2 separate regions of the Mus musculus genome follow, and region 1 is linked to region 2. A link is a loop called in an ENCODE intact Hi-C map of the cell type or tissue named here. Cell type or tissue: left cerebral cortex. All regions are shown on one strand. Each heading gives the region's core, and the rest is flanking DNA. Links, peaks and the distances in the headings are about the cores only.

Region 1 (15,809 bases), core at 4,430-12,429, 61 kb after region 2:
AAAAAAAATCATTCTCGGGTATAATTTATACCTGTAACCCTTGATATTTAAATATTCTCAGTCATTACTTAAGCTAAGATAGGAACTATTTGGTGTCAGTGTGTATGTGTTTATATGTGTGTGTGTGTGTGTGTGTGTGTGTGTGTGTGTGTGTGTGTGTGTGTGTGTGTATGGTGTGTGCATGTCCCATGTTCCATCCTCTACCGCCCAGCAATCAAGCCCCGGGCGTTAGGCTTGGCAGCATGCTAGCTGCTGAGCTGTCTCACCTGCCCAGTGAGCACTAAATTTGTAGATGTATTTATTCTCCGTGGGCTGCTGTTTGCTGGTTGCTCCTTTGCTTGGAAGCCTCACCAGATGGGACACTCTGGATGGGGAACTCCGCTGGCTGAACTAAAGGGGCTTGCCTCAGTCTGTTACTGCTGGATGCTTGTAAGCCCCCGTTTGATGCTATTACTGTCCTGTTGTTACTTGCTCTTTTACTTGGAAGCCTTTTGGCGGGGACACTCCTCTTCCTAGGACTCTATTGTGTCGGTGGACTTCCTAGCTTTCTGCTAGAATGTTTTAAGTCTCTGATTTGATGATGTTGACCCGACTAGCTCATGGGCCACCTAGCCTAGCAGATGCTGCAGTGAACAGCTGTCTCAATGAAAGTGGAAGATAAGGACAGCTAGTCACCGGAGGTTTCATCTAACCTGCACATGTGTACTGTAGCATGTGCATGCCTGCACTTAGGTGATCTCACATACAAACACACACACACACACACACACACACACGCACACGCACACGCACACGCACACGCACACGCACGCACGCACGCGCACACGCACATGACAAACCAATGCAAGAGTTGCTTAAAGGCCTATATATTGTTTGAGAGCTGTCATCACTGGTCCTTTTTGTGCTGTCTCCAGCCAGGTTTTTATATTGTATCAATGGGATGAGGAGCAGCGGACATTCTCCACTCCCGACCTTTAGGAGAGACAGCTTCTCTGCCACAATCAAGAGTTTATGTGTTGGTCATGGAGGATCAGCATAAAGGAGAGGCCTGTCCCTGGATAGGCCTTTGCTGCCCTCATTTCCAGGAATGGTTGTGGCAGGCAAAGCAGCTAGTCTCACTTGGCAGGAGAAAAGGAAGCCAAAAGGAGCTGGAAGTCACAGAGCCTTGACTAAGGCTTTGAAATAGCTGCCTCCCTTTTGTGGGTCACTGGAGAAAATCTGAACAGAACTTGAAAACAAGTAGTAACAAACTGTGCTGGTTAGTCTTTGGGATTTTGTTTTGTTTTGAATTTTATGTATTCACCATTGCTCTCTTCACCAGAAGAGGGCATCTGATCCCATTACAGATGGGTATGAGCCACCACGTGGTTGCTGGGAACTGAACTCAGGACCTCTGGGAGAACAGTCAGTGCTCTTAACCACTAAGCCATCTCTCCAGCCCTGTGCTGGCTAGTTTTATGTCAACCTGACACAAGCTAGTGTTATCTGAAAGGAGGGGACTTCAGTGAGAAAATGTCTCCATGAGGTCTTCCTGAAGGATGTTTTCTTAATTAGTGATTGACTCCCAGCCCATTGTGGGTGGTGACATCCATCCAGGGCAAGTAGTTCTGAGTTCTAGAAGAAAGCAGGTTGAGCAAGCTATGATGAGCAAGCCAGGAAGCAGCACTCCTCCATGGTCTCTGGATCAGCTTTCCCCTCCAAGCTCCTACCTGGAGTTCTGATTTCATTCTGTTCAGTAATGGATTATGATGTAGAAGTGTAAACCAAATAAGCCCTTTCTTTCTCAACTTGCTTTAGGTCATGGTGTTTTTATCATAGTAATAGTAACCCTAACTAGGACACAGACATCCTGCCCAATATAAACGTAGGTCTGTGAGGTATTTTGTGTTTTCCAGGATTGCTTTCTCAACTTGAGTTTTTCCTTCCTGGTTTCCTTACCCCCTGGATGCTTTGCTTCTCCTCTGGGTATACCATTTTGCATAGTCAGTACAGAAAAATGCACTTCCAGTGTGTCTTCTCATCTCCTCTTAGATGTCCTTATCACCTTCAGCTAACAGCTTATCCTAGCTTCTGTTAAATTGCTTGCCTCTACAAAGCCCTCGCTCCCCCAAAGCTCCCAAGCAAGATGCCAGGATGTAGTTTCTCCCTTCAAACACCTTGTGTTCTGGACACTCAGGGTTATACTTAGTTCTCAGAATACTTGGATGTGGTCCCAGCAGGCTGGAATAAAGCCCCTCAATTGGCCATAAGCTGTCTGAGTGGTCTTCTCTGGTGATCTACCAGTAATCATCAGACCTGGAGATGCAGAATTTGAGTTTGTCCTGATGTGTTTGGTCTTGCTTTGGTGCAGTACTTCCTCATCATGCTCCCTTTCCTCCCTGTTAAAATGGAAGTGTGTATTCTATGCCATTGTAGTGTGGGATCTTTTTGATTTTGGCTTTATAGGGGATTACAATTAAGAGATTGCCATGAGTCTCAGAAAAGACTTCGAACTTTGGACTTTTTCTCTTATTTATTTATTTATTTATTTATTTATTTATTTATTTATTTAACTTTACATCCCACCCGCTGCTCCCCTCCCAGTCTCCCCCTCCCACAGTTCTTCCCCACTCCATCCTCCCCTTCTCCTCTTTGGACTTTTAAACAGTGTTAAGACTGTGGTAAACTGCAGGGACTTTGAACTTGAACTGAATGTGGTTTTGTATTATAAAACGGCTACAACTCTATGGGGATGTGGTAGTGGCATGTGTGGCTTAAATGAGAATGGCTCCCCTAGGCTACTGTTTGAATGTTTGGGCCCCTGGGAAGTCAAACTGATAGGATTAGAAGAATTAGGAGGTGTGGCCTTGTTGGAGGAAGTATGTCACTGGGGGCGGGCTTTGAGATTCCACAAACCCATGCCAGGTCCAGTCTCTTCCAGCCTGTGGATCAGGATGTAGCTGTCTCCAGAACCATGTATCCTACCATGCTCCCTACCATGATGATAATGGACTAAACCTCTAAAACTGTAAGCAAGCCCGCACTTAAATACTTTCTAAGAGTTGCCTTGGTTACAGTGTCTCTTCACAGAATGAGAACAGTGACTAAGACGCGTTTCCACCCCTAATCAAAGTTCACCTTTCTTCCAACCTTTCCCCTTAGGCCTTTCTTCCGATCAGCCCCTTTAGGTCTTTCTTCTGACCTGCCCCCTTAGGTCTTTGCTTTCTGTTACGTGGCCACCAGCTCTTTCAACACCTCAGCCCATGTGAGTTTCTTGCTCGTGTGTTACTGGCTTATTTCAGCTTGCCATTCTGGAGATAGTGACGTGCCCTGAGGGTTGCTTAGGAAGATTTTACAGACAATATTCTGTGCTGACACAGTCTTTCTTTCTCAGCATTCAGGTAGAAGCAGCCTCCAGATGGTGCCATGGGCCTGCTTCCTGCTAGACAGAATTGTCCAGGTTCAAACACTGTAACTGAAGACGGCAGGGAAGAAGGTTCCTATCTACGTTTGGAAGCATTTTATTTCCTATTTTGTTTCGGGTGACATGACTGTATTTTCTCCACGAGTCACATCGTTTTCTCTCCTACATACTGTTCCCCACCAGGATTTCCCGTTGCCTTTACTCTCCCCTCAAATCCTTTCCCCCCACCCCATCCCACTGTTTGTGATTCATGTAGGTCACGTTTTGTTGGTCTGTGTTGGGGATTTCAAAACAGGATTATTTTTATCCTACCCAAAGAATATAAACCATGCTGAAGCCTGTCATTTGTCAAAAGGAGGTCTGAATCTGAAAGCTGAAATAATATGTAGTATGATGTGGGTGGTATTTCAGCTGTTTTCCGAAGTAACTAAACTCCATCCCTTTATTCCAATAAAGTATCCATTTATCAGGAATTTCCTGTTTCAACGTTATTATCCCCAATGAAGGGAACTTGTTTTGTGAGTAGCCTGGGAAGAAAAACGTATTTATGCTTTAAAACTATACATTATGTAGAACTACTTCTATTCGCCTTTAGTTCCTTCCCTCCAAAAGGAAAACAAAACAAAACAAAAAACAAACAAACAAAAAAACAAAACCCAACCAACCCCCTCCACAAAAACCTCACTTAATAGTACATTCTGCATTTTTAACTCCAGCCCCAGGTAAAGGAAGAGAGATTTTTTTTTTTTTAAAGAGACCTGAGTGGTATCATAAACAATGCAGACACTTGTATGTAGAATAGTTAAAAGATACCAAGTTTAAAAAAAAATACTGAGTAGTTTCCTGGCATTCAAGAATGCCACCTCCAACCCAGCTTTAGGAAGATATTCTTGAGCTGGGAAGATGGCTCAAAATGTAAAATCACTGCTCTGCAAGTATAAGTTCAAATCCCCACTGCCCATGTAAAAAGCTGGATGTGGCTGTACAATGCTACCATGAGAGTCAAGAATAATAATTAGCCAAAGGTATTTACTGTCACAGAGGAAGGATTTCTAGTCAGCGTTCTGTGGCTAGGCAGAGACACTGTCTACGCCAGATCTTATAAAAGAGAAGCATTTACTGGGGATGTCTTACAGTTAGTTTCATAGGTTTGATCCATTATCATCACGACAGGGAACATGGAGTCACGTAGGCAGACATGGTGCTAGAGAAGTACCTCAGTGTTTTACATCCAATCCAGAGGCAGCAGGAAGAGAAAGACACTGGGCCTGGCTTGGGCTTTTAACCTACTGCACCCCCCCAGTGACATACTTACTTCCTCCAACAATCTTGCCCAAGCTAGTATCTTGCTGGCAAGAATTCACTCGGACAACCGGATCTTTCTACGGCAAAGCTTTTATTGCTTCAACATAAGGAAGACCCGAACCCGGAAAATGGTGCTGCTTATATAGCCTGCAGCGTGACGTTTCAGCACCTGATGTGGCGTGACAGCACCCGATTAGTTGCTCGCCCATCACCCCATTACTTACGCCCTGAGATGGGCAGTGGCTGGGCGTGAATTTACTCTTGCACTTGCGCATAAGGCTTGTTTACTAGTTAGGCACAGTGGAAGCCAGCGCCATCTTATAATGGTGATTGCTCACGGCATGGCTCTCCACACAACAAGGCCACACCTAATCCCTTTCAAGTAGTATCTCTCCCCAGTGATCATGCATTCAAATATAGGAGTCTACAGGGACCATTCTTATTCAAACCACCACAAGGGATGTTATATCTATGCTGTTAGGTGCTAGAAAATGGAACAAAAAAAAGTATGAAGACTGAAGAGAAGATACAATTTATTAAAGAGATTCAAGAATACAAATCACCATGCACAAGAAATCCATGATGTCAAAAGTAGAAACTGAATACATATATGTCTGGGTGGGCAGACTACGCAGGAGGAACCCAGCCCAGAGTTACCTATCTTTCCACCACATCAGATGACAACAGTATTACTTTGTAACAAGCAACCTAAATAGCAGCTTGTCTCTAAAGTTTATACACAAGCCTGTGTGTAGCTGTCTAATGAGAACAAACAGGATTTCCACTGCTATTGGCAGAGCTCTGCTGTAAAAATTTATTGAAGATGAATGATTGTGTCCATTGTGATATAAATAGATGATTTGTGAATTCAGATGTCACAAGCAATCAAGTGTAGTGGTTAGATGTTGTCTTTTGTGGAAATCTGTGCCCAGTACTTAGTGAGTTGTATAATCTTGGATGCCCATCTGTAATTTGAAGATAATAGTCACACTAAAAACCTCATAGGTTGGGATGAGAAATAGGTATTAACATTTAAAACATCCAGAAAAGCACTTGGTGCAGAGTGAGTGATCTTATTATTTTGACATTATTCTGGCTTTTAGCCAGTTCACTGAGCAAAATAATCTGGAGTCTCATAGATGCTGGAGGACTCCTGTAAAGGAGTTACAAGAGTAAAGTTAAGAAAATGACGGTGGGGCTGGAGGACCAGGGTTCAGTTCCCATTCACCCAGAGGGTGGCTCGCAATCATGTGTAACTCGTTTCAGGCGATCTGACGCCCTCTTCTGACCTCCTCAGGCACCAGACTCGGTGTGCACGCATACATTCAGACAAAACAAACAAAATAACACAAAAAAATGTTAAAAAAAGTTTTAAAAAAGGAAAGTGAGTCCATTCATGAATTTATATCACATTTATTGTGTTTAGGGAAAAGTTTCATTCGGTTAGGGTGTTAACTAAGGACAGTTTTTTTCACGTTAGAGTGTGACCTGGACTCTGGCGTTTTAGGGTATAAACTAGTAAAAATTGATTACAGTCTGCCTTTTTCTTCTCTTCATTCCTTCCACTTCCCTCGAGTTTACTCTGTATAGCCCTGGCTGTCCTGGAACTCACTTTGTAGACCAAGCTGGCCTCGAACTCAGAGATCCACCTGCCTCTGCCTCCCAAATGCTTGGGATTAAAGGCGTGCACTCCTTAAAAAAATCATATATATATATATATATATATATATATATATATATATATATATATATATGGTATCTTATTTGACCTAGTTGTGGCAATTTAAGAGAGGGTAGAATAGGAAGAACACGCAGAAGCTTTTAATACAAGAAAACCTCAGACTACTAATTATTAGGTGTGTATCATCAATAACAATTTTGAACTTGTATCACTCTGGAGGAAAAGGAGAGTATGACTTCTTGAATTTCCTCATCGGGTAACTTTAGACCCGTTATGAACACAAGCTGTGCAAATCATGTTACTTGGGCTTGTCAATCAAAATTTTGGATAAAACTTGTCCTATACAATTCCTCTTCTTAGGAGTTGGCGCCCCAGCTCCAGGCCGAGCCTTGAGGGCGGAGCTACAGGGCAACTCCTGACCTGGGGGGTGGGGGGTTAAGTTAGAGTTAGGGTGGTGCTGTACGGTGGGCGAGCGCGGGGCGCTGGTCGCCGAAGCCGCCGAGGGCGGCCGAGGACTGATTAGGACAGCCGAGCGGTGCGGACTGCCAAGGGCTGCCGAGGCGCCTAGCCTTGCGGAGGGCTGCCAAGGACAGCTAAGCGTTGCCAAGGGCGGCCAAGCGCTGCCAAGGTGCCGCCGAGCGTTGCATAGGACTGGCAAGGACTGCCGAGCGGCGCCGAGCGTTGCCGAAGTCAGATAAGACAGCCGAGCGCCGCCGAGCCTCGCAGAGGGCGGACGAGGAGAGACCGCAGCACGCCCGCGCCATGGGTCCGGTGGTGGAGCGGCCGGCCGAGCCCGGCACGAGCAGCGCCGCCGAGCTGGAGCTGCTGAAACGGCGAGCGGCCGAGCGCATCGACGAGGCGGCCGAGCGCCTGGGCGCGCTGAGCCGCGCCATCTGGAGCGCGCCCGAGCTGGCCTACGAAGAGCACCGCGCGCACGGCGAGCTCACGCGCTTCTTCGAGTGCGAGCCGCCGGCCGCCTCGTGGGCGGTGCAGCCGCACTTCGGGCTCCCCACCGCCTTCCGTGCCGAGTGGGCGCCGCCGGAGTCCGCGGCGGGGCCCCGCGCGCTGCAGGTGGCCTTCCTGTGCGAGTACGACGCGCTGCCAGCCCTGGGCCACGCCTGCGGCCACAACCTCATCGCCGAGGTCGGGGTGGCTGCGGCGCTCGGCCTGCGGGCTGCGCTGGAGAGCATCGCTGCGCCGCCGCCGGTCAAGGTGAGCCACTCCGGGCCAGCGCGGGGCGTGCCGGATCCAGCCCGGAGTGCCAGACCAGTCGGAGTACCAGACCGGTTATTTTTGGTGGCAGACAGCTGCAGTTTGCTCATTGGGTCGTGTGCTATCTGGAGGAAATAAATGGAGACTTAACAAACAAAAGATTTTGATTTGAATAATTGGTATTTGTATAGTAAATTTCAGTGTTTAGAACTACCAGGCTGCCAAACCACTAAAGAGCAGAACTAACGGAGAAGCTAACAAAACATTTACTACGTAGATAGGTTCATATTTAAGTGTACATTTTATTTCATATTAAACAGGCGTCTCGGTTCTTTAAGCAGGAAAATGTCGTGCATGTCTGTCTTGGGCAGGTCCGATCTTGTGTTTACTCTTTAGGATAGTGTATTTAATTCTGTGAGCAAGGTTATATGTCACAACTCAGCTCGGCTCACCCGCCAGTGGCAGTAATGTAATCCTCTGCAACAAACAATTTATCTCTTGTGGCCTCTAGGTTTCTGTGTTGTTTGGGGAGGAGGGCCGTGAGACCCTGGACCGACTTAGGAAAGTTCTCAGCGGTTGGCAATGAGCCCAGTAGATTCAGAGAGGCTTAGCGGCCAGGAGTGGTGGTGCATGCCAGGCGGAGCTCTGTGAGTTCGAGGTCAGCCTAGTCTATCTGAGCTCCAGGACAGTCAGGATTACATAGAGAGACCCTGTCTTACCCCCTCCCTCAAAAAGCAGCTTAACTTAAGGTACATTATAAATTTAAAAATAAATAAAGCCAGACTTTGAGAAGTATACCAACTTCAAATTTCAAGTGGTTGTTCTCAGCAACGTTCCTCTCTTACCAGAAAATGGAATATGAGTGGATTCCCTTTGCTTTCATTGTATTTTTATACCTGACCTTAACAATACTTTAATCTTATGCAGAGGCTGTGCCTTTGCTTTTTAAAAATTGCTTGAAGAAGTTAAGCTTAGGTATCAAAGTAAAAGGTTTATTCTGTCAAGTTCTCTTTTGTTCGATTAGGTGTTTGGTGACCCTTAGGTCTTCCTGGTTGAACTGGTGAAATCGAGTTAGTAAGTTTGTGTAATAGTTGGGGGTTTCTAACCATGGCACTGAGGTTGTTTAAGGCTCGTCAATGAAAGGTTAATGAGTTAAGACTTTTAAGGTGGTTTCTCAGTGAGGAGTCCGTCTCAACCGGAAGGAGAGCTCTGTAGGCTCTGGAGACTTGCTTTGTAACCCGGGACGCCTGTAGCCTGCCTGAAATGATGCAGACTGCAGACTGCTTACTACCTCGCAGGCTTCTTGTGAGGGTAACAGACAGGCCACGTGCAAGATCCTTTTCAGTAAAGCTCATGACTGATTGATTATACCTGTCATACACATACATTAAACAGTCTTAGCCACGAAGAAACTTTAACAGATAAGTCCTAGCAAATGTTAAAGTACATATAATTCTACTTCTTTTGGTCTTTGTTATGACTTGGGTGGAGTATAAAATTGGGGGAATTTTCCTATAGCACTTCTAGCATGCATTTATACCAGATTACTATAACAATACATATTAAATTTTATGATTCTGCACAATATACTTTAATTCATGGTATAAATGTCAGACTATAACTTCTCTTCAGGGGTTAAGGACTTAAGTGTATATCCTGAATACACACGCGCTAAAACCCATGTCATGTTTTCCTGCTAGGAATCTCTTTGCTAACATCTGCATTTCCTTGTAGGTGATTGTCCTGGGAACCCCTGCAGAAGAAGATGGTGGTGGCAAAATTGATCTAATTGAAGCAGGTGCCTTCGAAAACCTTGATGTTGTTTTTATGGCTCATCCCTCTCAGGAGAACGCTGCCTATCTCCCGGATGTGGCCGAGCACGAGTGAGTAGTCACACTGAGGATAATTCCTTAGTGGGCAACAGGCTGCAGAACAATCAAAGCTAGGCCAAAAGTACTTGTCATGCGCGCCTAGCGACCAACCGACCAGAGTTCAACCCTCGGAACCCACATCACATCGGAGAGAATATTTCTTTTGATCTCCACAGGTATCCCATTGCACGCACCACCCCCCAGTCCCCTACCACATACACAGACATAATTAGGAAAAGGGAGGTAAGCCAGACACTAAACCTCTGCATTCATACATTTCAAATGTTAAATGAACTACGCACCTCTAATCTCATTACTCAGGAGGTTAAGGCAGGAAGAGTGTAAGGCCAGTGTAGACTGCACAGAAGACCCTGGGAACTGGGCAGTGCGGATGTGAGGTTTGCTTTACAGCCTCCCTTCTGATCGTGATTTGTTATTATGGTCATAATTGAACTATTAAAGGAGTATCAAACCCTTGTGCTCTCTTTTGAACTTAACCTGGCTCCTGGAGAACAGCTGTGCTTTGATAAGGACTTGTCTTTACAAGGGACAGTTTTGTTAAGACGAGAGGAAAGCCCTTCTTCATGCTGCTTTTAACTTGGTTCTAGGGAGCCAGAGGAGGGTTCTCTTTTGCATCTAGAAGGATGTACCATGCATTGAACTGCTGTGAATTTTTAACCACAAATGACAGTGAGAGTAGGGACAGTTGTGGTATGGTTAATGGTCCTGTCCCCAGGAGCCACTGCTGGGCTGTGTCGGGTAGTTCTGTAGTAGCTGGGAATCTGGGTTGTAATAATAGAACTATCCCTGCAGTGTAGCTGGGCTCAAGAATTTCACTTCTCTGAACCCCACCAGACCTTGTTTTCAAAGGGTAGTCATTTTAATTGTATTTTTCTCCCTTTCTTCCTTCTTCCTTCCATCCAACTATCTATCCATCTGTCTGTCTGTCTGTCTGTCTGTCTGTCTGTCTGTCTACTTTTCCAGACAGGGTTTCTCTGTGTAGCCTTGGCTGTCCTGGAACTCACTCTGTAGACCAGGCTGGCCTCGAACTTACAAAGACCCGCCAATCTTTGTCTCCAGAGTACTGGGGTTAAAAAGTATTGGGATAGCACTGCCCAGCGGTATCTTCATTCATACCAACTTGGAACTGTTACTGTGAGAGTAGAAACGATTCACTTTGTATGGGGAGGGGAGGGAGATATAATTTTATCTCTGTACTTCTGGAAAACATTAGAAGTTACAAATGTCTGCCAGTGCTTCTGGCTGGAAGAGGCCTGCAAACGGTAGGCAGGCTTCCCAGACTATTTGGACTATATTTAGGCCTTGATCTTATGTTTGTCTTGATCTTAAAGTCAACCCAATTGGTTCCACATACTCTACCCCCTCAATTAAGGTCTGGTATATAGCACAGGCTTGCCTGGAACTCCCTGTGTAGTTGAGGTTGTCCTTGAACTGCCTGCCTCTGCTACTGCAGTACTGGGATTGCAGGTGTGTGTATCCATGTCTTGTTTGTGTGGTGCTGGGGAGTTGGATGAGCCTAAGACTGTATGCATGTTAGATAAACACTCTGCCATCTGAACTATGCACCCAGCCCAGCTTGGTTTATTTATTTTGTTTGTTTGTTTGTTTGTTAAACAATCTCATATAGCCCAGGCTAGCCTCAGATCTGCCATGCAGCTGAAGATGATCTAGACCTTCTGATCCTTTTGCCTCCCCAGTGCTGGGATTGCAGGTATACACCACTATGCCTAGTTATACACGGAGTTAGAAATCGAAGCAGGGCTTCGTGTATGCCAGGCAAGCATTCTACCAGATGAACTCTGATGATATCTACACTACACACACACACACACACACACACACACACACACACACACACACACCTTACTATGTAGCCCTGGCCACCCTGGAACTCAATCTGCAGTCTAGGCTGGCCTTGAATTTGTAAAGATCTACCTGGCCCTACCTCCTGAGGGCTGGGATCATCATTAGCATGTATGTGTATGATGAGGGATATCATATGCATCATAACGTGATACACATGTTGGAATCAGAGGACACTGGTGGGATTGGTACCATTATGTGGGCTCCAAGGATCAAGCTTAGGTTTCAGGGTGTGAGACTTGCTTGGCAAATACTTTACCTGCTGAGCTGCCTTAACAGTGCTGCCCCCACCCCCACCCCCGGCTTCTTTAACTTACCAGTTTGTCTTAAAAATAATTATGTATCAGCTAAATAAACTGCTATTTTAAACAAAAACAGGCCTTGTGAAGTTAAAATACTACTATTGACATCAAAGATCCATTAATATTCTTTTTCCTGTTTACTGTTCTTTAACTATGGGTTTAAACTTTGTGTTTTATATAGCCTAAGAATTTGACAACCTTTAACAGTTTTTTTTTTTTTTTTTTTTTTTTTTTTTTTTGGTTTTTTGAGACAGGGTTTCTCTGTGTAGCCCTGGCTTCCTGGAACTCACTTTGTAGACCAGGCTGGCCTCGAACTCAGAAATCCTCCTGTTAATCGTGTGTGTGTGTGTGTGTGTGTGTGTGTGTGTGTACATGTACAAGTGTGTTCCATAATACTCACTATGGTAGCCAGAGAACATCTCGTAGGGGTCGATGTCTCCTTCTACCTCATGAGTCCCAAGGATCAAACTCAGGTTTTCATGCTAAGCGCCAAGTATCTACCTGCTAAGCCATCTTGTTAGCCCTTGATAACTATTTATGTAGTAGAATAATAATTCATAAAGTTTAAAAATATTACTGATAATAACCTTTTTGTAACATTAAGAAAATTTTGGTCAGAAATAGCTGACAGTGTCAGGATACCATATAAAGTTGTGTTAATTGGATTTTTCGTCCTAATGTATTTTAATTGTTTTCTCTTTCCTTGACCTTCAGACAGGGTCTCAATATATAATCCTAACCAGCCTGGAGTTTCCTATAATTAGCCTTGAGCGCAGAGATCTGCTTGCCTCTGCTTTCTGAGTGCAGGGATTAAACGAGTGAGCCAGCACTCTCAGCTGGCCTTTTAAAGACAGGGTTACCAGAGTTGTTCTTGCAGCTTTTGACACAGGACTGTCACACACAATACTGTCTAAAGGGTATAGGCATGTTTGTGATTCCAACACCTAATACAGTGTTGTGTATTTGCACAACACTGAGCTAAGTTGTTGAGCCATCTCCTTTATCTCTGTGTTTGGATTTTCCTTTCTTTCTTTCATTTTTTTCTGTCTCTCTAGAAATGGAAGACAGAGCCTTCCACATGGTAAACAGACACTCCCTGGGAACTACATTCTCGTTCCCACATCCCTATGCTTTCGCTACAGATGCTTTTCAAATACACAGTCCAACATGGGGGCTGACAGATGGCTCTGTAGGTAAGAACTGGCACTGCACTTCCATAGAACTTGTTTGGTTCCCACACACGTCTGGTGGCTCACAACGTCCTGTAGCTCCAGCTTCATGGTTCTGATTCACTCTTCTGGACTCTTCAGGCGTTACACTCATGTGTACAAACTCTCTCTCTCTCTCTCTCTCTCTCTCTCTCACACACACACACACACACACACACACACTTGTACACACACGGACTTACACACACACACATACACATGTGCACACGGACTTACACACACACATATACACATGTGCACACATACATACACACATGCATGCACACGCACATGTGGGTATGCCCCCATACCCCTTCCCAGCTCTGCATTTACAGGAACATACTCACACATAAACACATAAGCACATACACAGCTAACTGGATTTTCTTATTTTGCTGATACTGGAGAAAGTAATTTGCAGTGGTTTCTTTTGTTTTATTTCCTAGTGTGACTGTGAAGTACTACGGAAAAGCGTCTCACGCTGCCGCTTACCCTTGGGAGGGTGTGAACGCCTTGGACGCTGCAGTTCTTGCCTATACCAACCTCTCTGTGTTAAGACAGCAGATGAAACCAACCTGGAGAGTTCATGGTATGCACACCAAATATTTGTAGAGTAAGTAGTGCTCAGTATGTTTCAGTGCAGTAAAATCACTTAACACTAGATTTAAAAAAAAAAAAAAATTGGGGATTGGAAGCTAGGTGGTGGTGTCTCAAATCTTCATTTCCAGCACTTGGGAGCAGAGGCAGATGGATCCCTGAGTTCGAGGCCAGCCTGGTAACAGAGTGAGTTCCAGGACAGCCAGGGCTACACAGAGAAACCCTATCTTGAAAAACCAAACAACTAAAGCAAAACACCACATCCTCAGAAGGGATAGGAGTGGAACTTTTAATTAGATGACTGGGGATTCAGTTTTTCTTTCTTCTTCCTCCTCCTCTTCCTCCCTTCTTCATTCTCTTTTGTATGTTTAAGATGAGGTCTTTTGTAACCCAGGCTGTGTAGCTAAGGACTGCCTTGAATTCATGATCTTCCTGTCTCCTGCTCGTAAATGCTGAGATTACAGAGTTGTGCAACTGGCTGGGATTAGAGTCTCTATATCTCTTTTAGCTATTAATAGGAACAAATATACCCTCATTTTGTGTGGTCCCAAACAAATGTGTGTTTTGATTTTTATAACACTTAGGTGTCTTTGTTCTGCTTTTGTTTCTAGACATGATTATAGCCAAAGGTCTGAGAAGTGATTGTACCAGTCTCTAATTGGTATGAAAGTTAGTTCTCCACTGCCAAGTGTCATTTAAAAGGTTCATAGGGTTTTTCAAATATGGGGGTAGTTACAGAGCCTCATGCTATTCTAAAAGATTGGGCCAAACAGTTTTTAAATTGTACAGCTGTAATAAAGCCCACAGAGACGAATTTCCTCCGGAAAGTTTAAAGTGCTGTTTGTTTCTTGTTATATAATTCTGTATTTCTTTATAATTTAGATTCTCTTCCTTTTTCTTTCCAGTTCTGGGAATTACACCCAGAATCTTACACATGCGCAGCGAGTGTTCTTTCTGTTGTTGAACTTCATCCTCAACACAAGCTGCACCTCCTTAACATTAAATGGCTTCCTTGGAATAAAATACACGGAGGCAGTTTTCCCTTACTAGCTGGGAAATAGGACCTCTCGGAGACAGTGTTGTGCAGCATGTCAAAATCCGTGTATCAGTGAAGCTAAGCAGGAAATTATTTCCCCTTTTATACAGCCTGCAAAACTTTCTGTAAAGAAATCATCAAATTTAAGTTCAGCAGTTTGGTTCTTTTTGCAGGTATAATAAAAAACGGTGGTGTGAAGCCCAATATCATCCCCTCTTACTCTGAACTCGTCTATTACTTCCGTGCGCCCTCCATGAAGGAGCTTCAAGTTCTGACCAAAAAGGCAGAAGATTGCTTCAGAGCTGCGGCTTTGGCTACGGGCTGCACAGTAAGAGCTTTTCAGAACTAATTATGATCTCAGTTATGTGTGGGCTGTGGCTGTTCATGTTGCTGCATTAAAGATACCTTGGCTCTTTTTTCTTGTGCTGATTTTTAGTTTGTGCTGGTGGTGGTGCCAGAAACCTGTCTCTGCCTTGCCCTCACTGGTGATGTCTTGAATCTGCAGAAGGAGTTGGTTAAATAGTTGATGTGACATCCTTTAATGAGTGTTGAAAGTGAAAGCCTTTAATTCTGACATATTTCCTCGGTGTTTACAATAAAGACTACTGTAGGTCACCTTCTCAGACAGCAGTGGGAGTGCTTAGCATAACACCATCCTAGGATCCCTGCCTTTTTAAAACATCACTTTGTGTACTTCCTACAAAGGGCATTTTGTGACAGTATCTGCATATGCCACTGGCAAGGGTGTGATATAAATGTGTGTATGGCTTGCTGTGATGGAAGTCAAGACAGACTGAGAGCAAAGGAGAGTTTGTTGTGAAGTCAGAAACATTTCAGTATTAGCTGTGGGATGAGGTTCATAGTTACATAAAGTTCAAATACTGTTGAGTCTGGTTGGGGAGACAAGATCTTAGATGTTGCTTTTAGAGAGACAAGATGTGCGTCTCTTGGCCACTAGAAACATAGTATCTCTGTGGCTCTGTTTCTCAGTGGAAAAATAGGGACAATGATGTCATTTCTCCAGGTTTCTTGTGAGGGACAGATGGAGTAACATCTGTGAAGAGATCCCAGCCGGACCTCCCCTTTGTTCTGTCCTTGGTGTAGCCATTGCTCACGTGGTAGTGTTGCTCACGTGGTAGTGTGTCTCAGCAGTTACCCTCAGAGTGCGCACCTTTTATCTTGAGTAGAATGGACAGTGTTGGGTGGAGCAGAGCAGTTAAGACAGTATCCAGGTGGGGCCTACAGCTTAGCCTGGTGAGCTCAAAACCCTGGCTTCAGTTCCCAGTCGGTGGGATTCGAGAAGAGGATTT
Region 2 (15,809 bases), core at 4,169-12,168:
TGAGAATTCAAGGGCAGCTGGCTCCATCTACAGAGCAAATTCCAAGCTAGTCTACCCAGAGCTACACAGTGAGATCTTTTCTCAAAACAAAAGGAATGAAGAAGGAAGGGATGAAGGAAGGAAGGAAGGAAGGAAGGAAGGAAGGAAGGAAGGAAGGAAGGAAGGAAGGAAGGACGGACTGATTCATTCATTCCATGGTTCTTACTGAACGTGTAGGAAATACCTGCATGTACTTTCTCTCCATTACCCCCTTAATTAACTTTTATCATGTAAGGCTGGTTCCCCCAAAATATTGAAACAGAAAATACATGGGAAGCTTTTTTTATTTGTTTTGGAGACTATTTGTTTACTTTACCATCCTATGACCACCGTGTGCCCTGTGTATATATGCCTGGTGCCCACAGAGTTCAGAAGAGGGCATCGGACCCCCTGGAACTGGAATGTCAGATAGTTGTGAGCCTCCATGTGGATGCTGAGAACTGGACCTGAACCCAGGTCCTCTGCAAGAACAGCAGATGCTCTAAACCATTAAGCCATCTCTCCAAACTTACCCCACCCCCACCCAAACCCTTTTAAAGACATTTACTTGTTTGCTTTTATTTTCTTTCTTTCCTTTTATCCTTTCTTTTTCTTAGAAAAAGGCTCACTATGTATGTTTGGCTAGAATAGAACTCACCCTGTTACCCAGACTAGCTTTGAACTCATGAGCAATCTTCCTTATCTCAACTTCTCAAGAGTTAAGATTGTTTTTAAAATTGACACAGAGTCTCATATAATCCAGGCAGGACTTGATCTCACTAGGAGACTAAGGATGGCCTTGAATTCCTGGTCTTCTTACCAAATATTGAGATTATACATGTTGGCTACTTGGTCAAGATCTTGAAATATATTTTAAAATTTGTTTTTAAATTTACTTTTATCATTTTAATTATGTATATGTGTGTGTGCCTGCATACTCCTGAGGTGGGTGTCTAAGGAGGCCGACAATGCCAAGTACCCCTAGAACTTGAGTCACAACCACTTGTGGGCTGCTTGATGTGGGTGCTAGGAGCTGAACTTGAGTTTTCTTTATTTTCTCCTATGAATATGAGGGGTTTGCCTAAATGTATGTCTGTGCACCCTGTGCGTGTCTGGTGCCAGCAGAGACCAAAAGAGAGTGTCAGATCCCCTGGAACCCTGGGTGAGGACGGTTGTGAGCTGCCATGTGGACTCAGGGAATGGACCCAGGTCTTCTCAAGAGCCGTCAAGGCTCTTCAGAACTTCTGAGCTGCCTCTTCATCCCTCAGTCTTTGTTGTTGTTGTTGTTGTTTTGTTTTGTTTTGTTTTGAAGAACTACAACTGTTCTTAACCACTGAGCCACCGCTCCAGTTTCTTTGAGTATATTTTTAAATAAAGCATTTAAAATACCACATTTTTCCACCAGTGGGGATTAACTAAAGCAACAAAGCATCCTAAAGAATGTATTATATTGTGGTTCCATTTTCTATTTCGTCCCTCGGGGTGTCCAGGCACTGCTGTATACCAGGTAGGGAGGATGGAGCCAGAATGGGTGGGACTGGGGGAGAAATAGTCTTCCCTGAAGATTTCAGTGTGACAGATTTTCAGTGTTATAGCTTCTTTAGAAAACAGCTCTCTTAGACAATAGTCAACGAAACAGCTTGTGTTCATACACTTACTCGGGGTGAAACTCTGCCTGCTCTGCCGTGGTTGCCTTTCCCTGGAGCTCAGCTGAATTGACTTGACGTGGAAAACAGTGGACAATCTTAGCTTAGAATCAACACAATCGTTGGGTGTGGAATCTAGCATCCTAAATTCACCAAGTATTCTATGTTAGAAATCTTCAGGTGGCAGATCCTGGTGGATTCTGCTACCTGAACTAATAGCCTCCCACCCTCACCTTACATCTTGGTTGCCTTGTTCCTGCAGCTGAAAAGGAAGTCTCCTCCTCCTGCCTTCCCATTTCCTCTCTTGGATCTGGAAGGCCCAGCGATTGGCTTCTTGTCGTCTTTATTATTTAATCAATTAGGAGGAAATTCCTCTACACCTACCCTAGCAACAGTCAGTTCTGCCTCGGTCTGGCCTCTCCAGGCCTTCTGCGCAGCCTTTACACTAAGATCACCTCTCAATGTCTTACCCATAATTCTTTTCACTCATTTCCTGAGAGAAGCATCATCCTTTCTCTTTCAGGGTTGGCCTCTGCAAAGAATAGCTTCCTAAGACAACTGACTGAGAGCAACGTTCTTAGGCTTTACGTTCTAGAAAAAGTTTGATTCTGCCCTTACGCTTGGTAGTTTGGGAGAAGCACTCTTCTATGTTGGTACCCACTTCCCTTTGGAATGCCGAAGTCATTTTTGTATTGTCTTCTAACTTCCAAGTTCTGTGATGATACTACCCAGGTTTTAATGCTTCATGTGAGACCTGTTTCTCTCTGAAAGGGTTTTAATGTTCATCTCTTTTCTGAACATTATGTTTCTTGGTATAGGAATATTTCCAACTAGTGTGCTCACAATTTGTGTGCCTTCAGCCTAGAGATTCATGTTCCTCACCCACTACACTCTTGATACGCTGAGATAATTCATTAGAGCTCATTACAGCTAGGATCTTGAATGTCCCCCCAGAGACCTGTGTGTTGAAGGATTGGTCCTCAGCCTATGGTGCTATTGGGAAGTGGAATCTCTAGGGGTAGGGCCCTAGTCGAAAGAAGGCAGATTATGGGGGCAAGCTCTTAAGGTGGTAATGTCCCCCCCCCCTCCGGCTTCTGCTGACATGTATTCTTGCTCTGATGCTTTGTGCCACCATAGGTGACCAGGGACTGAAACCATGAGCCAAATGAACCTTTCTTCTGTACAGGAGTGTTTTCTCTGAGCATGTTTTGTCACCATGACAAGAGTTAACACAAAGGAGCTCCTGCTGCTGTTTCCATGCCTTACAATTCCTTTTGTTACTATTCAGCCTTCAGTGACCCAGCTGGGCATGGTAGAGTATACCTATAATGACAGCAGTTGGGAGGCTGAGGCAGGAGGATCATGAGTTTGAGGCCAGCTTGGACTATATAGTGAATTCTAGGCCAGCTGGGGCTTCATAAAGAGACCTGTCTTTTAAAAAATGAGAAGAGAGAGAGAGAGAGACAGAGACACAGACACAGACACAGACAGATGGACTCTGATTATAGACTTTGTATAAAAAGTATGAATTGTTAACCTAGTGGGAGCCACAAAAGAATGAATAATTTGACTAGGCTTAGAGAACCAGGACATTGTGACTCAGAGAACTTTATAGTTAAAGAACAGGAGAAGTAAAGGAAATATAGTCAGGTATGGTGGTGTGCCAGAATGCCAGCACTTGGAGGGCTGACACTGGAGGATTAAACATTCCAGGGTCAGCCTGAGCTAGACTGTTTCAAAAACCATAGGTCGGTATAGAGATCTGATAGTAGTGAGATCTCATATCAAACAAGAAAATATTAGCATCAATATTTAAATCAATCACGTTGTACACCTGCACATATTAAGAATAACTGTAACACACTAACTTACTAGTTAAGCTAAGCTCTAGCTGTTCTCTCCTGAATCTCAGTGATAATTACATCATTTTAGATACTGCATTTGTAGCACTGAGTCATCACCAATACTGAAACTTGACTTGGCAGAATGCCGACATGAGCAGTTCCTTCGGGGTCCCTTGAAGGAGGCTTCATTTGGTCTTTAGCTCTATAAGACACTTTGTTGGTCTCTCTTTGGGTTCAGTTGGACTTACGTTGTTGTTTAAGACAGGGTCTCATATACCCAGGCTGGTATTGAACTCATTACGAAGCCAAGGATGACCTAGAACTCGTGATTCTCCTGCTTGCTTTTATCTCCCAAGTGGCTAGGCATGTGCCACAATACCCAGCTCTTGTGGGTTTTTTTTTAAATGATACAACAGAAAATTTATTAATTTACTAGTTTATGTTTTACTTATTGCAATTGGTGGGGGAGGGGTCTTCATGTCATGCTGCAACTGTGTAGGTCAGAGAGCAACTTGGTGGCATGGCTTGTCTCCTACCTTTACATGCTATGCCAGGGATTGAACTCAAGTTGTTAGGGTTGCAGCAGCAGGCAGCAGGTACCTTCGACCACCAAGCCATCTCGCTGGCCCTGGTTTTGTTTTCTGAGTTACTTTTCTCCAAGGTTTAGGTAATGGGGAGAAACGATTGAACTGAATATTCTAATACCAGGAAAATAAAGTTGCTTCATTTTAATTTCTTTCTGTGGCAGGAGAGATTGAGTCCAGGCAACTACTTTACTACTTAAATCAGTGGTTCTCAACCTCCCTAATGCTTCAGTCCCTTAATACAATTCCTCATGTTGTGGTTACCCCAGCCATAAAGTTATTTTTGTTGCTACTTCATAACTGTAATTTTGATAGTTATGAACTGAATGTAAATATGTTTTCCAGTGATCTTTGGTGACCCCTGTGAAAGGGCCATTTGACACGTGTGCACATGCGTGCATACACACACACACACACACACACACCAAAGGGGTTGCTACCCATAGGTTGAATGCCGCTGACTCAAATCCTCAGTCATGGTTTCATACGTTTGAAACAGGTTCTCCTAGAGTACAAGCTGGCTGTAAACTTGCTGCTCGCTCAGACTGACTAAAACCTCTTGACAGAAAGTTCAGGTGTCCAGTAGTTGTTCAGTCCACAAGGCTGGATGTCTCCGTTGGCCCTCAGTGTATGCTGGAATCTTAAGAAGTCGGCTCCAGTGCCAGCGAAGGAATGGACTTGCTAGCAAGGTGAGAGCAAGCAGGCAGAAAGCAGAGGCTTCTCCCTCCTTGGCTACTCTTGGTTGTCAACTTGACTTCATCTGGAAGGAACTAAACTGCAAGACTGGAGGCGCCCCTGTGAGGGATCTAGCCTAGCGTTTCTTCTTGCTCTTCTTCATCAGCTGTGGCTACGTACTCTCCTCACGGGTTGCTGAATCAAATTCAATTCACAGGGCGGAAGACTTGCTTGCTGAGTTTTATTTCCGCTTTTTGGAAATGGTGTCATTCTTTAGCACTGTCTGACTTGGAACCTTATGTGCAGATCGGCTTAGTCTCAAACTTTCAGGGCATCTCCTGGCTTTGCCTCCAAAGGACTACACGAAGTCCCCACAGCTGACTATCAAAGATGGGAATTAAAGGCTTTGTAAGCTCTTTTCCAGTTTTGGATTCCCATTCATCCAACGGACATGATCACCTACCATGAACTGTTACAAACATAAAAATCAGTCAAGTCTACAGAGATAAAGCCCAGCAATTAATCATGATGAAATATATATAAAGTTATCACTCTGTATAGTTAGGTATTACTCTGTATAGTCAGCATGATCAACCTTGCTATCAGTAATTAAATATTTTAGGCACCATTTGCTACTACCTAGCTTAAGAGTTATTGGGAACAGCCCTATAAGACTAAGAGAGAGTAAGGCTGTGGCTTCCTAAAATTGTCAATCAACTGTCATCTAGGGATGATGGCTCGGACCCCTAATGCCAGCATTTGGGAAGTGGAGACAGTAGGATCAAGAGTTCAAGGTCATACGTGGCTATATAGTAAGCTCCAAGCTAGTTAGGCCCTCGAAGAAATAAGATGAAAACAAACCCAATAACGAAGTATGACAGACAACACAGTTGATAACCATCAGAGCTGTGCTTTGTGGTGTTTATTTTTGTTGTTGTTTTGGATCTTTTCAAGACACTATGTAGATCTAGATGTTCCATTCACTGCTGTTCAGACTGGCCTCGAGTTCTCAGAGATGCACTTGCCGCTGTCTCCTGAGTACTGGGATTAAAGTCATGTGCCACCAAGCCATCTGTGCTTCTAAGGGAGGAAGTGCCTATCTCAGCACTGAGGCCAGCCTTTCCAGCATGATGGCTCACACTTTTAAGCCCACCAACAGGAAGGCAAAGGCAGGAAGATCTCCATGAGTTCAAGGCTAGTCTGGTTTCTGGTTTACATTGTGAATTCCAGGCCAGGGAAGACTATATAGCAAGACCCTGTGTAAGATTAAAAACATTTGTTTTTTACTTATTGTTACTAGACATTTTGAGGAGTCACCTTTGGGTGTCACACACTACCAGGGAAATTGAAGCTCTCACTCAGGGTTCTTAGTCTCACTAATAAGGTAGTTTAGAACAGAAGCTCAAGGAGTTTATTAGTTTTGTTTTTTTCCCAAGACTGTAAGGCAGGCATGGTGTAAATCTCAGCAGCTGTCTGGAGAGAAAAGATGGAGAAGAGGGAGAGAAAAACGTCTTTTTGTAAGGGGCCACAAGGAGAAAGGGGTTAGACAGCTTCAGAGGAAAGTGAACAATCCCAGAGTGCCCGGGAAAGCATTCCGGAGTCCAGAATCTGAAAGTAAAAGAGATGAAAAGGAAGTTACCAAAAGGTCATTTTTCTACTCTGGCAAGTGGTGGGTTCCAAACTTTGACTAGGAGATAGCTGTCTCTTGATGAGCCTCAACAGAGTCCCGATCAAGGGAACTGCATGCAACGACTACCACTTCAGAAGTGCTCACCCTGACATCATTTACAAGAAGGGCTGAAATCGCCCGGCTTGGTAGCGCATGCCTTTAATCCCAGCACTTGGGAGGCAGAGGCAGGCGGATTTTTGAGTTTGAGGCCAGCCTGGTCTACAAAGTGAGTTCCAGGACAGCCAGGGCTATACAGAGAAACCCTGTCTCAAAAAAAAAAAAAAAAAAAAAAGGTCTGAACTGAAATCAGGAATGGATATTCCTGACTTTCACCATCATCTGTTCACTATCAAAGAATCAATGTACTGGGAGTGGCTGTGTAGAAAGAAGTAAGATGTCAGGGCTCCCTTCTGGGATCTCTAGCCTGAGAACAAAGACATTCCCTACTGCTGGCCAAAGACAATGGAACTATTCCCTGCCTCTAACCTCCTAGCTCATTCCCATCTTCTGTTCTCCTCACAGTGTGTGTGTGTCTATGTGTGTGTGTGTGTGTGTGTGTGTGTGTAGTGGAAGCAGGTTTGCGGCAGAATGTGTTTGGAAGTCAGAGGGCCACTTTGTGGTTTTGGCTGTCTTTCATTTTTAGGTGGCTTACAGGGATGGGACTCAGGCTGCTAGGCTTATATAGCAAGCATTTTAATTACTCACTGATCCATCTAGATGCCCTGCTCTTTTTATTATGAGGCAGAGTCTCATTAAATTCCCTACACTAGAAATTTCCCATCCTCTACTTCTGCCTCTCCAGGAGCTAGTGTTACAGGTCTTGACCTTGCCATACCTAGACCAGAGTTCAGATTCTTCTGTTAATTTTTTAATGATTTGTGTCTAATTCTTTAGTCTCTTGTATGCCTTACTGTAAAATGATTAAAAAAAAATTATTGGACAATGGTGACATGGGCCTTTAATCCCAGCACTAGGGAGGCAGAGACTGGTGTATCTCTGTGTTCGAGGCCAGCCTGGTCTACAGATCGAGTACAGAGTACAGCCTGGGCTACACAAAGAGTAACGCCATCTCGAAGAAAGAAAAAAGAGGAAACTAAATAAATAAAGCCCCAATCATTAAAGAAGTATGTTTCAAACAAGATGAATTACAGAAATTGGTTCTGAGGTCCTATTTGGTAACTGGTGTCTACAGTTCTTTTCTGTATTAAACTGTGAGTAGAGAATTCTGTTAACCCAGTTAGCTAGCAACTGTAGCAGAGCTGTTTTCTCTGGGTGGGACAAAGGCCAATTGGTTGGCAGCAGCATCAAGTTTCAGGGGCAATGTGAGATCTCAAGAGACTCCCAGAGATCTTTAGCTATAAAGGCAGTAAAAAATTAAAGGCCCATTTTCGGCATTATAGAGTACTTCTGATGAGCTGAAGAATCCTTCAGTAAACCCTTTTTTATTTTCACCACCAGGGTTAATTGGCAGCGTCGGAAAACCGAATGAGAAACCACATAGCCAAATTTCACTGTAGGTTAAATGGAGGCAGATCTTCACCAGTGCTGTAAATCCTTAGTGAAATAAATCCTTAGTGTTCTCCGAAATCTCTTAAAATTTTTATGTAGGGCTGAAATCGAAAACCTACAAAGCAGTCCTTTCTGGAGGTCAGAAGCTTCCTAGTTCCTCCACCGCCTCTCTCCTCCTCCTCCCCTGCCCCACCCCCAGGCTACCCCAAAGGATCGCTGCCAGGGAGGTGAGGCAGAAGTCGAACTTCATTGTTCACGGGACACTCTCGGTAAGAGCCCGTTGGGCGCGCCTGCGCAACGTGCGCTCTTTGTGAAGGGCTGCAGCAGGCTGCTTGTTTGTGTCTTGCCTCGGGGCGCGGAGGCGGGACCGAGGGAGTGGCCTGGCAGGCGCACGCGGATTGGGCCGCCGCAGGGAGGTGGGCGGGCACGGGGCGGGGCCTCGGGTAACAACACTGGCCGCGGTGGCCAGCGCTATTTGTTGCTGCGCCGCCTCGCCCGAGTCATGGTCCTTGCTCCGAACCTTCCAGCAGCAGCCTCCGCCGCCGCCCCGTGACTCCTGCTCCCCGCCTTTCTGCCGAGTCCCCGCGCCATGACCGTCGTCTCCGTCCCACAGCGAGATCTCGCTCTGAGCGGCCGCTTAGCGCCGCTCGGGTTCCTCGGGGCCCTCCCGATGGTGAACCCGGCCCCGCCGCCCTTGCCGCGCCTTCCGGACCCGCGCGCGCTGCCACCCACCCTCTTCCTGCCGCACTTCCTCGGGGGGGACGGGCCGTGCCTGGCGCCCGCGCCTCGCACCACCGCGCCGTCCGGCTGCACCTTGGCCCCGGCGGCTGCCCCGCGGGCGGCGCCCAAGAAGCGGCGGAAGAAAAAGGTGCGGGCCAGCCCGGCCGGGCAGCTGCCCAGCCGCTTCCACCAGTTCCAGCAGCACCGGCCGAGCCTGGAGGGTGGTCGCAGCCCGGCGCCGGGGCCAATCGTCGCGCAGGAGGAGCGAGGTCTGGCGGCCACTGCCCTGCTCCACAGACAGCCCCCACTCGCGAAGGAGGTAGGGCCGGTGGGGGCGGGGCGGCTGTTTACTCGGGAGGGAAGTTTCCGTGACGCTCGCTCGAGTGGTGGGGCGGAAGCGGGAGGGGGGCTGGGCGGCTGCGCTGGCGCCGCCCATTGGCTCCGGAGCCAGCCAATGGGAGCGGCGGCTACGGCCCAGCAACAGCCTGCATTTAGAAGCTTGGCGGCGCTCCAGGGGGTTTCGGCGTTCGGGGCTCAGGGACCTGCGGAGGGCTGACGTCAGCCCGCTACGTGCAGCGCTCTGGGGCGCTCATGAAGGCGGTGCTGGGTGGGGGCGGAGGCGCAGGCGCAGGCGCGGTGCCCAGTGGGGCACCGGGCGGGCGGGACCCACGCACAGCCAGATCCGCTGAGTCGGACTGCTGTTGGGAAGTTGGCAGGAGTCTCCGTCTGATGCCCGACGCGAAGGTGTCCCGGGCCCTGTGCAGGCCGGCACGAGCTTGCCTCGCTGGAGGGGGCTTCTAAGCAGCGCCCTGAATGAGTTTTTAGAAGTTATAAAATGGACTCCTCGGTTAACGGATCTGGATAACTGGGATACAGTTTTGTCGAGGCTAAAGGATTTGAGAGTTGTCTTAGCATGAAAAACAAAAGCCGAAACCACCTTTTTCATACAGCTTGAAGAATTCTTTGTTGGTAGTGACACGAAAAGCAGCCATTGTACTGAAATTGTACTTGATCAAGATGTGCCCATGAAGAGGAATAAGAATTTAGATCCTGAAGTGGTTTTTTGTTTGGTTTGGTTTGGTTTTTAGTTTTTCAGACAGGCACTTGCATTAGCTTAGAACTCACTGTACATTGGAGAAGATTCTATTTTTCAGAGGCAGTTTTGAACGGGAAAGACAGTATGACCTTGTACTTGGGTCTCAGTTTTTGTGTCCTTACTATATCATGCAAGCATCAGAGGGGCAGTGATCTAAGGGTGTTTTCATTTGGTGCACATTTCTGTAGATTATGCTGGGAAAGTTACTACAGTGCAAAAGTTTGTGGCCTGTTAGGATTCGGGCTGTAGCCCCGGCTGGCCTGGAATTTACCTTTCTGCTTCTGCCTTACAGACCTTTTGGCTGAGCTTAGAAGGTCGTCCATGAAGTTGCTGAATCTGAAAGGCAGACGGGAACTTTTTTTCTAACCTATAGAGGACACTTGTTCCTTACTGTTGTTTACAGTTAGAAAAGATGGACATTGAGTTTTTTTTAAGTGATATTTTTCTGAATGTAAGTTTGATATATGCTATAATTAACAGCATCAATTCAATAGCAACATAAGAGGCGTGCACATTTGAACATCCAGTAGTAAGCACATCCCACACATAACGTATTTATTTAAAACCGGATTAAATTCTAGAGGACTTTAAAAGCAAGTTTGTAAAATATATGTAAAGATAACTTTTATCTTGAAAATTGCTCACTTTTGTGTTCCTTTGTAGGTTTTAAAATCAAAGATGGGAAAATCGGAGAAAATTGCCCTTCCCCACAGCCAGCTTGTGCATGGTATACACTTGTGTGAACAACCAAAGATAAACAGACAGAAAAGCAAATACAACTTGCCACTAACCAAGATCACCTCTGCAAAAAGGAATGAAAGTGACTTTTGGCAGGATTCTGCTTCCTCCGATCGAATGCAGAAGCAGGAAAAAAAGTCTTTTAAAAATACTGAGAACATTAAAAGTAACCATTTGAAGAAATCAGCATTTCTAACAGAAGTGAGCCAAAAGGAAAATTACGCCGGAGCAAAGTTCAGTGACCCACCTTCCCCTAGTGTCCTCCCAAAGCCTCCGAGTCACTGGATGGGAAGTACCGCCGAGAACCCCAGCCAGAGCCGGGAGCTGATGGCAGTGCACTTGAAAACGCTCCTCAAGGTGCAGACCTAGGCTTGCGTCTGCAGTGTGTGGTAAACATCGATTTCCCCAGACCTTTGGACTCGAAAGGAAACGGATACAGCAGTGAAAACTTGCCCTGTTGCAGCATCCGACACAATGAGCTTAAGTCACACAAGCAGCTTGTATTATATTTTATATTTTGTAAATACTGTATACCATGTATTATGTGTACATTGTTCATACTTGAGAGGACATTATAGTTTTGTTATGAAAGTATGTATTTTGCCCTGCAGCTGTGGTGGTGTTTTGTATATATACAGTGGAGATAGTCTAAGTGGGTGCTAAGGCACATGGAAGACTGTTTATTTGCACAGGTACCGAAATTTTTTTAAGAACAGCTGTCAAATCTCAAAAGTGAAGATGTAACTGTGAACAATTTCCTTATGTACTACTGAAGGTGAAATTCGGCACAATCACTGTAATCATGGAGTCTGTGTTGCTCTAAATTGACAACTTGACTTTTAATCTGCAATTCCTAGAAAGCTTCCCGTTTTTACCAAACTTCATTTCTGGATATTGGTATATTGCCATTATGGAGATTTAAAACACCTCTAATTTTAAATACCAACAAAATTGGTTGTAATCAAATTTTAAATCAATAATAATAATTTGGCCTCCCCCCTTTTAAGGTAGTCTTGGCTTTTTGTGTGTGCCTGCTGTCTGAATGAGTGTGTAAGCAGGTGACTGTGTCATTGGACTTGGAACATTTGTTGTCTTCGTGTCTTTGACTATGCTAAAATAACAACCTTGCTACAAAATTTAATAACTTAACCTACCTCTGAGAGAAAGAATTTCCCATCTTGGAAATAGAAATGTGAACAAAAGTGAAGCTGGTTGTTATAAATATGAAAATTAATTATGACAGTATCTTGAGCTCACTCAGCTCTGGAGTTGAAATAACCTAGAACTTCTGCTTTCGCTCCAGTGTGGGGGTTACTGGTGTACACCACCACCCCGGGGCATCAGAGGTACTGGGGATCAAACAGGGCTCTGGGCATGCTAGGCAAGCAAGCACTGTGCCAGTAGACTGTATCTCTAGCTCTAGAATACACAATTCCTCATTTTTATTTTGAAGTAATTATTTTGGAGTTTCTCAGGCTGTCCTTCATCTTGTCTCATGATCCAAGCAGGGCTGGAACTTTTAATCTGTTTGACTGAGGAATTGGGATCACAGGCAAACTCTCACCTCACTTAGAATTTCCTTTTGTATGAACTGTTAATGCTTGGCTTCCAGTATGTGCGTGTGAGTGCAATGCTCATGGAGGCTGGAGGGATCAGATCTCTGGAGCTCTAGTTACAGGTCTCTGTGGGCTGGGAACTGAACTCCCAAAGGTATCTTTCCCTTTCATTTTTCAGTGAAAGAAAATACTTTTGTTATAGGAATGGGGAAGCCGCCTCAGAGGGTAAGGAAGCCTGAGCTTGATCCCTGCAACCCATCGTAGAAATAATCAAAAAATGTAATAGTCTGTGTGTGTGAGACTTCCAGGGGAGAAATTTAAGAGCTCTTTCTCTGGGGGCTTTGGTTCTGATACCCAAAGCTAAGGCTTAAAAACATTTTAGCACTCAGTAGATAACACAACTCGGTGGGTAAAGGCAGGTGGCACCAGCTTGAAGTCCTGGAAATGACAAGGTAGACAAGTAGATGCAAGTTGTCCTGGGACCTCTCAGGCACCACCCTCCACTAAAACATTGGAGGGGTTGGGGGAGATGGCTTTGCAAGCATGAGGACCTAAACTTGCATCCCTAGCCACTGAGCCTGTAATCTGGGAGCAGGGAAGGGAAAGACAAAAACATTGCAAGGCTCACTCACCAGCCAGCCAGCCAGCCAGCCAGCCAGCCAGCCAGCCAGCCCAGCCCAGCCCAGCAAGCACTTAAGCCGCAGGTCTTGGATGCTGTGATGAATCAGCAGGTGTAGGAGAGAACCGGAAAGTTTTCTGGCTGTGCACTTGGCTGTGGTATACCACCCACTACATACGCACACACAGTAGTAAAGTAGGGAGCCACAGAGTAAGATACACACATGGGGGAGTCACCACACAATGTTTTGAGTTTAGCTTAGCGATGCATACTTAACCTGTGTCTCAGTACTGGTATAAGTTGGAAACAGTATCAGAAGTTAAAGATTATTCTTGTTTCAAAAAAAGGTCATGGTAGCACTTTTGTGATTCCAGCCCTATCAAAACTCTGAAGACAAAGATAGTGTGATCCCTTTAGAGCTGGTACCTTGTAGGAGACTCTTAGACACCTTTTGCCAACCTCAGGACAGTCTTGGTCCCCCCAGACCACAGTTTGTGGCAGCTCATCTTTAGGAGATTTTCCACTGTCCCAATGCCCTCAGGAGGTACTCCCCTGTCCCAGTGACGCAGTTTTCTCTTAATAATGCTGGCTAATCGCAGCTGATTTATTTAGCTCCAACAGACCAGAGGCCACAGATTCTTAACCCCGAGTGTCACTCAGTGCTTCCATAGAGTCTGTCTCTGGGAAACTTAAGCCTCTCTCGCCTGACTTCCCTCAAAGGTAGGGTGTAGGGCTAGGCATGTTGACCACCACTTTTAATCCCAGTACTAGGAAGACGGAGGCAGGCAAATCTCTGTGGGTTCAGGCTACCCAGGCCCTGTCTGGAAACAAACTCCCAAATTGCTTTTGGTCATGCTTTTTGACACAACAAAGATGAGCCCTAAATTTTAATGCTGAGAAGAAACAAATCCAAGCCTCCATTGCAGTGTTTCTGTCCCCTTAGCACCACGGCCCAGAACAGACCTGGAAAGGGGTAGAAGAACTAAACACCGGCTCAGTGAGAGTGGGGGATCAAGTCCTGATCGTGTGGCTGTGGCCAACTGATAAGATTCCTGCTTCTGGTTGTGCTAGTTCGAAGACAACAACCGTAGCCCTACTCCTGATTGAAAATGCAGTGTTGGTGAGAAGCAGGGTAATTCATGCGAGATTACAGAAAGGGAGGCCAGCTTTGCCAGTGAAGCAGACAGTTAACTTCTGTGGCTGTAATAAATATCACGACCAAAAAATAATTTGGGGCTGGGCTTGATGGCACAAACCTTGACTCTCAGCCATCAGGAGACAGGTGGATCTTGGTGAGTTTTAAGGCCAGCCTGGTCTACCTAGCAAGTTTCAGGCCAGACAGGGATGCATAGAGAGGTGCTGTCTCAAAACAAAACTCAGAGTGACAATCTGTCACTGAGGGGATTCAGGGTAAGCCACCAGAGGCAGGAACTGAGGCAGAGACCCTTTAGGGACACAGCTTCCTGTTTGCTGCCCACGACTTGCTCAGCTCACTCTTACACAACCAAGATCACCTGCCTAGGGCTGATAATTGCCTACAGTGGGCTGGGCCCTCTCCTATCAATCAAGATAATCCTCCCGGACTTGGCCACAGGCCAATCTGATCTGGGCAACCCCTCAGTTGAGACTCTCTCAGTTAACCTCCGGCAGCTGCTATGATGCAGAGCCTGCTCCAACTCAACCTAAAGAGAATCTCGCCCCAAGTGTCCATCGCCAACCTCTGGAAGGCGTAGAGGGGCTTTGGCTGTCTACTTTGTCACGTATCATCATTAATGTCTTCTGCACACAGTCCTCGCACACAAAAAACGTTATTTTTGTTTCGTTTTAAACCACGGTCTCCCACATAACTAGCCCAGGAGTTCAGGGTGAAGCCTGCCTCAGACTCTCAAATGTTGGATTATGGGCACGCATCACCATACCCAGCTCTAAAAGACAAGAATGTGTATGGTACTGAAGTGTGAGTGCTCTGGACTTGGGCATGAAAGCAGGCGTGCTACTATTGAGTGATATACCAACCCCCATTTTGATTTTTCAGTTTGAGACAGGTCTTTCTACCAAGACCAGGCAGCCTTGAGTTTGTGGTCCTCCTGCCTCCCAAGTGTTGGGATTACAACCATGTCCAGCAATAGGCTGTGTGCTGTGAATATAGTTCAGTACTAGAGTTCTTGCCTACTTGCAAACAACAGGCCATAGTTTCAATTTCTCATACCGAAAAACAGAAATTTAAGAACCACTGAATTCTTTGCCAGACCTAGTGGTATGTACTTTCATCTCAATGATTTGAAGCCAACTGGGGCTCCTTGTCCAGACCTGTCTTAAACCCTTCCCTCATATACATGCATACTGTGAATTTTCAATATACATAGTCTATTTCAAATGGGTTTATCAGGTCATACTCCCATCACTAATGAAAAAGTACCTGCAAATGCTACAGGCAGCCCTCCAGAGCTGCTTGTGTGTACACAGGTACTGTGAATTACTGAGATTTCCCCAGGATTGGAATTGGCTAACCTGACTGTCAAAGAATGAGCTGCAGGTGTGTTCTTGGCAGTCTTCTGTTTGGAGAGGAAAGATAACAGGTCAAAAATAGTTTCATCTTCAGATTTTTTTTTGTTGTTGTTGTTTTTAAAAACTCTTAGTTTTTGTGTATGGATTTGATTATATCCAATGTCTGTGTGCCATGTGTATGCCTGTTGCCCACAGAGGCCAGAAAAGGGAGTCAGATCACCCTGGAACTAGAGTTACAGATGTCCGTGAGCTGCCAGGTGGAATTGAATCTGCTCCTCCGGAGCAGCAGCCTTAACCACTGCACCATCTCTCCAGGCCCTGGGGGGTTTTGCTCGGTTGTTTGGTGTGTGTGTGCCTGTGCTCCTGCGTGCATGAGTGTGTGTGTGATGTGTGTTTATATATGCGTGTATATGTGTTTGAGTATGTGTATGCATATGTGTGTCTGTATGTATGTGTGTTTGTGTATATGTGTGTATTTGTGTGTGTCTGTGAGAGTGTGTGAGTGTGTGTGTATATGTGTGTCTGTGAGAGTGTGTGTAAGAGTGTGTGTAGGTGTGTTGGTGAGAGTGTGTATGTCTGTGAGAGTGTGTGTGTGTTTGTGTGTGAGTGTATGTATGTGTCTGTGAG

Evidence for each region. Hi-C counts contacts between places; a loop is a spot of excess contacts. Peaks named below come from ENCODE experiments on the same cell type or tissue, not always from the same donor. Only the 100,000 strongest peaks of a DNase experiment are listed, where the experiment ranks them.
Region 1: it touches region 2 in a loop (6-fold over the local background); 8 of 42 quality-filtered maps call a loop at or near these places.

Annotation. Positions count from the first base shown.
Region 1 is chr4:33,180,723-33,196,531 of GRCm38, reverse strand. It overlaps Pm20d2 (peptidase M20 domain containing 2), which reads left to right and starts at 6,795. Exons shown (of 7, transcript NM_001034867.2): 1 at 6,795-7,601; 2 at 9,336-9,484; 3 at 13,313-13,455; 4 at 14,673-14,827. The coding sequence starts at 7,152. In left cerebral cortex, for the core only: CTCF peaks have their summits at 7,557 and 8,216; DNase peaks (open chromatin) are centred at 7,124 and 8,147; H3K4me3 peaks cover 1,311 bases; H3K27ac peaks cover 1,094 bases.
Region 2 is chr4:33,241,123-33,256,931 of GRCm38, reverse strand. Pnrc1 (proline-rich nuclear receptor coactivator 1) reads left to right here and starts at 8,145. Exons shown (of 2, transcript NM_001033225.2): 1 at 8,145-8,984; 2 at 10,425-11,509. The coding sequence starts at 8,535. The coding sequence ends at 10,868. In left cerebral cortex, for the core only: a CTCF peak has its summit at 7,890; DNase peaks (open chromatin) are centred at 8,314, 9,171 and 9,954; H3K4me3 peaks cover 3,168 bases; H3K27ac peaks cover 2,211 bases.